Linked DNA regions of Homo sapiens: region 2 is linked to region 1. The links are chromatin contacts, found by Hi-C or POLR2A ChIA-PET in ENCODE. All regions are on one chromosome and are shown on one strand. The core of a region is the stretch at or near the end of the contact, and the rest is flanking DNA. Distances in the headings are between cores, read along the strand shown.

Region 1 (4,869 bases), core at 1,147-3,646:
GACATATGCTAAATTGGTAACAGTGCTTACCCCTGGGAAGGGGGTATACAGATGTTGATTTACTCTTTGGGTACCTGTATTTCCCAGTTTTTCTATAAATCACATCATTTGCTTCTGTCATAAGAAAAAATAATATCTATTATCATCCTTTATTTTGATCAAAACAAATCAATTTTTTAAAAAATCTTAGGTTTTTTTAAGAAGCAGAAATAATTTCCAAATTGCCTCCAGAGACAATGATTTTATCCTCTGCAGAAGCTGGTCAGAACCTTCTTGATCACAGCCCCAGTTAGATACAGGGAAGAATGGCGCTTCCTACAGCTTCAGCGGCCTCAGCTCAGCTCTGTGCCCCAAGGCCAAACCAGCTCATCTCCAGCCCCATCCATCCTATTCTTGCTGAGTCACCAGTCTCATCATCTTCAGAGCCATGTCCCCTTGGTCAGAAGGAACCTAGAAAAAAACAACATCTGAGTTAGTGCTCCTGGTGCTATTCCTGGGGCTGGGGTCAGAGGCAACATCCTGAAACCTTGCTCCCAAAAGGGAGCCAGCTCTGTGACAGCAACCTGTGCAGACACCTGGGCACATCCCTGAGAGAGGGTCCTTCCTGAAAATGACTCCTGCACTGGATGAAAGCTCTTCTGGGCCCTGACTGGGCTGGGTGGCAGGGACCTGGAGAAGTCAGCATTTAAGACAAGAACCTTCTACTCCATTTGGAGCTGATCTGTTGATTTCTTGGTAAGGGTCATGCTAATGATACTAGACCTAGCCTGTTCAAGGAAGAAGGAAGATTCTAAACATTTTAAAGGCATCTGTCTAGAAGGGATCCCGGATTGAGAATAGAGAAATGGCTGAGAAGGGAGCTCACAGCAGAGAGCCGCAAATAATAAAAACAAACAGGGCCCTTTGGGTGGCATCCGATTTTCGCAGTTATTCAACTTTCTTTTGTTTTCCCTCAGATTTTTAGAATAAGTCCTTTAAAATTTCCTTCCCACACAGCATCAAAAGGGGGAAGGGCAGAGGCCTCAGTTTCTCCCTACACAGAAGGGGTTGGAGTATATGGTCTCCCCGTTATGTAATTCCCTGGCTCCATGATTCTCTATGGCACACCCATCCTTGACTCTTCTGCCAAGAGTCCCCAGGAGGCACAGGCAAGGTGGGTTATCCTAAAATGTCATTTAATCAATGAAAGGGGAAGTGGTTTGGGGACGACTTAACAACAGTCTCCAAGGGCTATTTTAAGCCTGTCCCCAACTGATCTGTTGTTCTATATGTGACAAACCAACAGGAAATGGGCCTGAACTCTAGTATACAGAGCGCGTGGTTGGCTTGTTCCATGCCTTCCTACCAGCCTCGTCAGGGACTTCTCTCTAGGGCAGGCTGAGCATCCCTCATTGGAAAATCCAAAATGCTCCACAATTCCAGCCTTTTTGAGTGCCACCATGAGGCCACAAGTGGAACATTTCACACCTGCCCCATGGGCGGCTGCATTCAAAATGCAGGCGCACAACACACAGTTTATTTCTGCATCCCCAAGGGGGTTACAGTACAGTAACCTTTTAATCAAAACACAGCATTGTAGGTAGAGACCGAAAGCTGCTGTTGCTTGCTGTTGCTGTTGTCTAGCAGCTGACACAGGTATTCTGGTCATGCTACTGTGCTGCTCAGTTACTCTGAACACACAACTTTTCCACTGTATTAATGGTATGTTGTATTTCTTACTGTGAAGTACTTATGTGTGACTACATGCAAGAAAAAGATTGCTTATCGGCAGCATATAAATTTGGAGTCAGAAATGATATGATGCCTAACAACCACAGATTGGTTGAAGAGCCATGGGTGGCTGAAATAGCCACCCTTTGCTCTCTAATAACTCAGTGCACACAAACTTTGCTTCATGCACAAAATTATTTAAAATATTGTACGAAAGTACCTTCGGTCTATGTGTATAAGGTGTATATGAAACATAAATGAATTCCATTGCCTAGACTTGGGTCCCATCCCCAAGATATCTCATTATGGATATGCAAATATTCCAAAATAAAAAAAAAATTAAAAATCTGAAACATTTCTGGTTCCAAACATCTCAGATAAGGGGTACTCAACCTGTAACAGTGCTTGCTCTAAGACGTTCTAATTTTCTTTCTTTTAGTCAATATTGAAGGTACTCAGATCCTGAGAGCCATAAATAATGCCCTCTCCCTCTGTGCCCTGCTGCCTTGTTTGTTCTCCCTTTAGATTAAGTCTATTTGTTTATTTATTGATTTACTTTTTGAGACAGAGTCTCACTCTGTCACCCAAGCTTTCAGGCTCAATCAATCCTCCCACCTCACTCAGCCTCCAGAGCAGCTGAGACCACAGGCAGGCGCCACCGCGCCCAGTTGATTTTTGTTCTTTTTTGAGACAGAGTCTCACTCTGTTGCCCAGGCTGGAGTGCAGTGGCGCTATCTCGCCAGCTGGATGCAATGGCACTATCTTGGCTCACTGCAACCTCTGCCTCCCAGGTTCAAGCGATTCTCCTGCCTCAGCCTCCTGAGTAGCTGGGATTACAGGTGCCCACCATCATGCCCAGCTAATTTTTGTATTTTTAGTAAAGATAGGGTTTCTCCATGTTAGCCAAGCTGGTCTCATACTCCTGACCTCAGGTGATCCACCTGCCTTCGCCTCCCAAAATGCTGGGATTACAGGTGTCAGCCACCATACCCAGCCTAGATTAAGTGTCTTTTGAGAGTGGGCTGCTTTCTCTGGCTTCTTAAAGGAAGCTACTGTCTCTTCTCCTCACTACTCATTCATTTTCTCCAGTCTTTCCAATCTGGCTTCTGAGCTTGCCACCTCACCAAAATATCTCACCAACGCAGGTGCCAAGGACATCGGTGTAAGCACATCATCACTCACGTTTCAGCCCTTCCCCTGAGTTCTCACTTAGCACTGCGGGCCCCTCCCTGCTTTGGGGATGCCACGCATCCCTGGTCTCCCTTCTCACTTATCTGGCTGCTCCTTTCTCAGTCTCATTTGTAGGCTCTTCTTCTGCCTTCTGTTCTATAGGCAATTCAAACTCAGCTTGTGCAAATTCCCTCCATCGCAAACCACAATGCTGGAGCAGAAACCTGCAAGCCACCCTTCAGTTCTTTTCTACCCCAAATGATTACCAAGTCCTGCCAATTTTCCCTTCTTTACACTTCACCAAATCCATCTACTTTCCTCCTTTCTGGATTTACCTGACAGCCTCATTGATTGGTCTTTGGCCCCAGGCTTGCCCCATGCCCTCTACTGCTAGAATGGTATTTCTTGGACAAATCTGTTAATTTCACTCCTTTGCTTAAAACCCCTGCTTGGTGCCCTACTGTCTGAACTCCTTAGAGTGGTATGAAAATTCCCCCTCTGCAGCCACCTCCCTCCAGTGTCCATTCCAAGTCCTCGCTGTCTGAGGCTCCTGTGGACCTTGTATTCACTGCTCTCCATGCTCCCCACCTCCTCCTCTTTCCTTAAATCACTCCTACGCATCACGTGGGGCACAATCTTCCAGATCTGCATGCCTGGGCAGGGCACCCTTCCCTGGGCCAAGCCAGCTGTTGACAGTCTCCTTGCCTGTCTGTCTCTAGACCACAAGCTCCTTGAGGACAGGGACTGGGCACCACTCACCCTTGTGCTCGCAGTCTCTAGTGCTAATAGCGGAATTTTGTTAGGAAACTCAAAACACTCCCAAGCCCTAAGTATTTCTTTTTTAATTTTTCTTTTTTTTTTTTTTTTTGAGACAGGGTCTCGCTCTGTCACCCAGGCTGGAGTGCAGTGGCATGATCTTGGCTCACTATAGCTTCTAACTTTCAGGCTCAATCAATCTGCCCACCTCACTCAGCCTCCTGAGCAGCTGAGACCACAGGCATGCGCCACCGTGCCCGGTTGATTTTTGTTCTTTTTTGAGACAGAGTCTCACTCTGTTGCCCAGGCTGGAGTGCAGTGGTGCTATCTCGGCTCACTGCAGCCTCCACCTCCCGGGTTCAAGTGATTCTCGTGCTTCAGCCTCCCAAGTAGCTGGGATTACAGACATGTGCTACCACACCTGGTAAATTTTTGTAGAGACAGGGTTTCGCCACGTTGCGAAGGCTGGTCTTGAACTCTTGAGCTCAAGCGATCCACCCGTCTCAGCCTCCCAAAGTGCTGGGATTGCAGGCATGAGCCTCTGTGCCTGGCCTAATTTTCATATTTTTTGTAGAGACAAGGTTTCTCCATGTGGCCCAGGCTGGTCTCAAACTCCTGGGCTCCAGCAATCCACCTGCCTTGGTCTCCCAAAGTGCTGAGATTACAGGCATGAGCCACTGTACCTGGCCCTCGGGCCCTCGTACTTCCTACAAGACCCACCTGGGCAGTGGACAGAGGCATAATAACCGCCTGTGGCTTCCCTCTCAGGATGATTTTTAAGTCTGGAACAAAAGCTCTTTCTTACCATATGACCAGCTTTCAGAATCCAGTAGAAAGCAAGGTTCTTGTAGGACTTGACAAAAGCAGATGTTTCCAAAGATTTAGGGTCACTGTACAGGGCCTTCCACTTCAGCTGACTGAATTTAGGCAGTTCTGGCCACTTCAGTTTCCGCACCCAGGCCTCCTGACCTGGTGAGAAGGACAAAGAGAAAGGCCTGGCATTAACAGCTGGATAGAATAGGAAAAAAGTCTAGGTCCTAAAAGTTGGTGCTTCCCAAACTGCAATATGCATGAAACTCACTCAGGATCTTGTTAAAATGCAAATTCTGATTCAGAAGATCAGGGTAGGGCCTGAGCATCTGCATTTCTGACTCCCAGTGAAACCTAGGCTGCTGGGAGAAACCTAACAGCTGCAAAGCCTGACTGATTTTGCCTCTGCATCTCTCACCGCCA
Region 2 (4,869 bases), core at 691-3,190, 110 kb after region 1:
ATTGGGCTTGAATCTCAGCTTGGCCTGCCGAGTGTCCTTGCAGAAGGGCTTCTGAAATCGGTGGCGGTGCAGCCCCATTGTGGAAGTGCTGCGTGGGGGCAAAGCTATAGGTGGCTGGTATGTGGGAGGAGGGGAGAGAAAGAATAGTGGGAAAGGAACAAGTGTTGACCCAGCCTCCGCTACATGACCTTGATCTCATTCAGGAGTCACATCAACCATGAGCAAGGTGAAGTCATCCCCATTGTGTGCTCGAAGAAACCAAAGCTCAGAGAAGTCTCAGAGGCCACAGAGCTGGGTGCTGGTGGAAAAAAGACTTGGCCCTTGCTACATTTTAAAAAGTCAGAGAAAAAAGGGAATACACCAAACTGGTTCTTAGATCACCTTGTTTGTAGCTCTTGTAAGCGATGGGATGGGGAAGGTCGGAGGAAATGGCTGTCTGTGTAAACCCTCTGCCTGCCCACCGACCCATGGCAAAGCTGGCTGCTAGGGTCAGTGAGAGGAGCCGCACACACTGAGCCCTTCTTCTCTGACACAGGTGACCCTGGAGAGCATGACCCAGCGTCCACACACAAATCCACACGCCCTGTGAAGAAGGTCTCCAGTAAGTAGCCCCACCCCTGTCTCCATGGCAACAGCATGGCTGTGGCCTCCCCAGGCTCTGGCCAAGTCACTTCCGGCCCATCCCGAGTCACTGTGGGGCCTGGACCTCAGTGGGAAAGAAGTTGGTGGCAGTCCCCACTGCGGGGGGCTGTAGGGCTGTGGCAGAAGCTCCGCTGTCCATCAGCATTGCACGTTTGGGCTGCCTGGAACAGCAAGATGCCTGAGGCTGGCTTGTTTTGAGAAATATTTACTATACCCAAGTCCTTGGGCAGAGCCTTGGGCAAGGAGACTGATGGCGGTCCAGGAAGGGTGGAGGCTAAACCTCCTTGGCATCTCAGCAGTGTTAAGTCTCTGGGTTGTAATGGGCTTCTGCTATTACCATGTTTCTCAACTGTTTTTTTTTTTTTGGTTTCTCACTGTTACCCTCCTCCTGCTCATCCCCAGAACCATTTGAGAAAATTTTTTTCCTAATTACAACCCATGAAATTTTAATACCACCCATCTACTGCATAACTGTTTATGTTTGTGCTTTTACACATAAAAAGAGTAATCTTTTTTACTCCCCCTCCCCCAAGGATCCATTTTTGCCCTCCTAGGGGTACTATCCCCCTCATTGGGCAGGCACCTGCCATTGACATGGGGGTTGAGGAGAAGAGTGGTCCTGTTCTGCAAATGTGGACAATAGTGATATCGAGGCCACAGGATGATTCTGAGTGATGAGGGGACACTGATTGTGAGAGCTCTTTATGAGCCATATACCACTGAGATGTCCATATACCACTGAGATGTCCATATACCACTGAGATGTCCATATACCGCTGACATGTCCATATACCGCTGAGATGTTCATATACTGCTGACATGTCCATATACCGCTGAGATGTCCATATACTGCTGACATGTCCATATACCGCTGACATGTTCATATATCGCTGAGATGTCCATATACCGCTGACATGCCCATATACCGCTGACATGTTCATATACCACTGACATGTCCATATACCACTGAAATGTTAGCTGTCATTGCTTCCCTGAAAAGTTGGTGTGAACCCAGGAGGGCTGGCTGCACACTGCTGGTGTTGGGGGGATGAGAGAGCCAGGGCTTGCTCTTTGTTGTTGTTGCTTGTGCTTAGTGTTCAGGTCACCTGTAGCAGGCAGAGTGTGGTATCGGTCCCCGAATGGAACAGAGTCAGGGCTGGGATGCCTGGTGCAGATGGAGGAGGGAGCCCTTAGCTGGGCCGGAAAACCTCGAAGGGTACTTTGTGTGAAAAGAGGAGTGAAAGAGGAAGTGGAAAGGTACTGTTGACCTGTGTCCTTCCCCAGTCACCTTCCTCTGAAAGCTCCTCCCTTAGTATGAATGAGGTAGGGATGCCGGCCAGCAGGCAGGTGTGTTCCCCAGTGAGGTGAGGTCCTCATGTCACAGCAGAATGACACCCTGGAGAATAAAGTTCGGGAATGAATCAAGGCTCCTCTAGGCTGAAATGGGGAAATAGGGGAGGGGGTATGGAGTAGTCCCAGTGCAGAGAGATGTCTAAGGGTAGGTGATGAGGGAGGTGCCTGTGCCCTAGATTGATGTCACAGCCTGGGCCTCCCAAGATGCTGGTCCACAGGGAGTGGGTGGGAAAGTGGCAGAAGGGGAGGAAATGGGAGAGTGAGCGACTGTGAGTGATGTGACTTCGAAGTAGGAGAAGCGGTAGCAAGGGGGCTTTGTGGTGTGATGGGGGTCTGGGGGAGGGAGAGGGTAATAGGAGAGAGCAGGGCTTATCTGTAATGTCAGGTGTCCTGCAGGTGGGCAGGGATATGATTTCAAAAACGCCCCTTTTTGTTCCAGTGTTGTGGAAGGTGGCAAAGAAGGAAGCTGGGATCTTCTAGCCCACTTGAGTGGACTTTGGACTCACCTGGAGGGCTTGTACATCACAGATTGCTGGGTCTCACCCCCAGCCTTTATGATTCAGTGGCTCTGGCTTGGGGCCCAAGAATTTGCATTTACTATTTTTTAAGAGACAGAGTCTCGCTCTTTTGCCTAGGCTGGAGTGCAGTGGTGCGAACAGAACTCATTGCAGCCTCGAACTCCTGGGCTCAAGTGATCCTCCTACCTTAGCCTCTTGAGGAGTTAGGACTGTAGGCATGTGCCACTAAGCCAGGCTAATTAAAACAATTTTTTTTTTTTTGTAGAGACAGGATATTGATATGTTGTCCAGGCTGATCTTGAACTCCTGGCCTCAAGCAATCCTCCTACCTCAGCCTCCCAAATTGCTGGGATTACAGGAGTAAGCTACAGTGCCTGACCAATAATTTGCATTTCTTAGGGGTTCTCTGGTGATGTCACTGCAGCTGGCTTGGGCACCAGACTTTGAGAACGACTATTTTAGCCAAACTCAGTTCCTGTAGGTAGACACTCCAGATATTTTTAAAAGACTTGGCAAGCATTTTTTTTTTTTTTTGAGACAGGGTCTCATTTTGTTGCTGAGGCTGGAGTGCAGTGGCAAGAACACAGCTCACTGCAGCCTCATCCTCCTGGGCTCAAGCAATTCTTCTGCCTCACCTCCCAAGTAGCTGGGACTACAGGTGTGTGCCACTAGGCCTGGCTAGTTTTTTCTTTTTTTTTTTTTTTGTAATTTTGTAGAGATGGGGTTTCCCCATGTTGCCCATGCTAGTTTCTAACGCTTGAGATCAAGTGGTTCCTGCACCTTGGCCTCCCAAATTGCTGGGATTCCAGGCATGAGCCACCATGCGCCCAGCCCTTGGCAAGCATTTTTTTTTTTCTGATTCCCTATTTGGTTTTTGTGTTTTTTCCTTTATGGAAATATAATTTACCTGCAGTAAATCTCTTTTTTCCCTGCAGTAAATCTTAAATGTGCAGTTAGATCTATTTTGACAAATGCATACATGTGTTACCATTGTTCAAATCAAGATAAAGAATTTCCCTTTCTCCAGAAAATTCCTTCATGCTCCTTATTAGTCAGTCCCCGCCCCCACGACCGCTCATGCTGGTTTCTATCACTATAGATTCATTTTGCCTGCTGACTCCTTCTGTTTTTCAAATTAAAACATCCTTTTATTTGTCTGGGTCAAATTCATGCACATGAATGTTATTATTTTGAAAATGTCATTGTGTTGTGCCTTAAAAGAAATTAAATCTGAAAACTTTCTTTTGCAGAAGAGGAAAAGAAATCCAAGAAACCTCGTAAGTTATGCATTTCTGCAACTGTTCGTTTCTTGAGACTGCCCGAGCACAGAACTAAATGCTGGTAGTGAGAGTCGACCTCTCTCATCAGGGTTCTGTGATGGGTTCTATATGATTCCATTCTGTAATGGCAGCAGGCCTGAGGCTGGAGGGGAGGACAAGCATAAGTGAGATGAATAAGGTGACTTTAGCCTTGTCTGTTTTCCCCTGTGTTGTCCTGCTGTTCAGGCGTGTGTTTGTAGAAGTGGCTCTTAATCAGTGTGGAAGGGAGTAGAGGCCATCCCGTTGCTCTGTATCATATTTCCCTTTCCTTACCCCCAGCCCCTGTCCCTGCCTTACCCAGCAAGCTTCCCACGTTTGGAGCCCCGGAACAGTTAGTGGATTTAAAACAAGCTGGCTTGGAGGGTAAGTTATCATGGGCAAGGAGCTTTGGGGTGTCCACTCTGAGTTTGTTCTGCAAATCACTCTCTGTTTCCTCTCCCAGCTGCAGCCAAAGCCACCAGCTCACATCCGAACTCAACATCTCTCAAGGCCAAGGTGCTGGAGACCTTCCTGGCCAAGTCCAGACCTGAGCTCCTGGAGTGTGAGTAGCTTCGGGGCTGGTGCGCGGTTCCACTGGTTCTGTCTCTCCTGCGCCGCTCTGTGCAGCTCTCTGTGAGGCCAGCTGGCCGGCTATATCAGCCACTCCCCTTCACTTGTCCTCTACTTTGTTGCTCCCTTATTTTCTCCCAGTCATCAGTGCCTTTCTTTACTTTTCCTAACTAGCTCAGATTTCACAATCGGTCCTTTGACTCTCCCTCTTGCCGTCTAGTCTGGCCCAATTGAGCTCACCTTTCTCTGTGGGTCGGCGCCTGCATGTCCTCTGCAGAGAAGGCAGGGCGATTGCGGTCACCGGCCTTCACCGGGCGTCCCGTTGCCGGCATGCCTGCCCTGCATCTCCTGTCTCCTCCCCACCACTCTCCAGAGCCACCATTCCCAAGACTTCCCACTGGCCATAGCTCCATCCTTCTCCCTGTCCCGCCCACCTTCTGCTTCACGAAAAAGACAGACACTGTAGAAGGGGCTCCCCCTGCTCTGTT

What was found. Hi-C counts contacts between places; a loop is a spot of excess contacts on that map. ChIA-PET counts read pairs that join two places held with the same protein, here RNA polymerase II (POLR2A). Pooled maps may share reads with other maps.
Region 2: a pooled map shows a loop between it and region 1 (2.9-fold over the local background). The contact joins two enhancer-like sites. A Hi-C loop is called at or near these places in 3 of 37 single-sample maps with no recorded cell type and 4 of 50 pooled maps. POLR2A ChIA-PET finds 5 or more read pairs at or near these places in 1 of 52 experiments (H1).

The regions. Positions count from the first base shown.
Region 1 is chr17:57,001,754-57,006,622 of GRCh38, reverse strand. SCPEP1 (serine carboxypeptidase 1) reads right to left here. Exons shown (of 13, transcript NM_021626.3): 12 at 4,442-4,605; 13 at 1-450. The coding sequence ends at 388. Among named protein-coding and RNA genes, the nearest start is that of SCPEP1, 26 kb to the right of the region's middle. Within about 2 kb of position 2,396, at least 3 of the 41 ENCODE cell types and tissues checked have a DNase peak (open chromatin) inside an H3K27ac peak, as active enhancers do.
Region 2 is chr17:56,894,847-56,899,715 of GRCh38, reverse strand. It overlaps TRIM25 (tripartite motif containing 25), which reads left to right. Exons shown (of 9, transcript NM_005082.5): 5 at 536-601; 6 at 3,764-3,790; 7 at 4,112-4,195; 8 at 4,275-4,373. Among named protein-coding and RNA genes, the nearest start is that of MIR3614, 5.9 kb to the right of the region's middle. Within about 2 kb of position 1,940, at least 3 of the 41 ENCODE cell types and tissues checked have a DNase peak (open chromatin) inside an H3K27ac peak, as active enhancers do.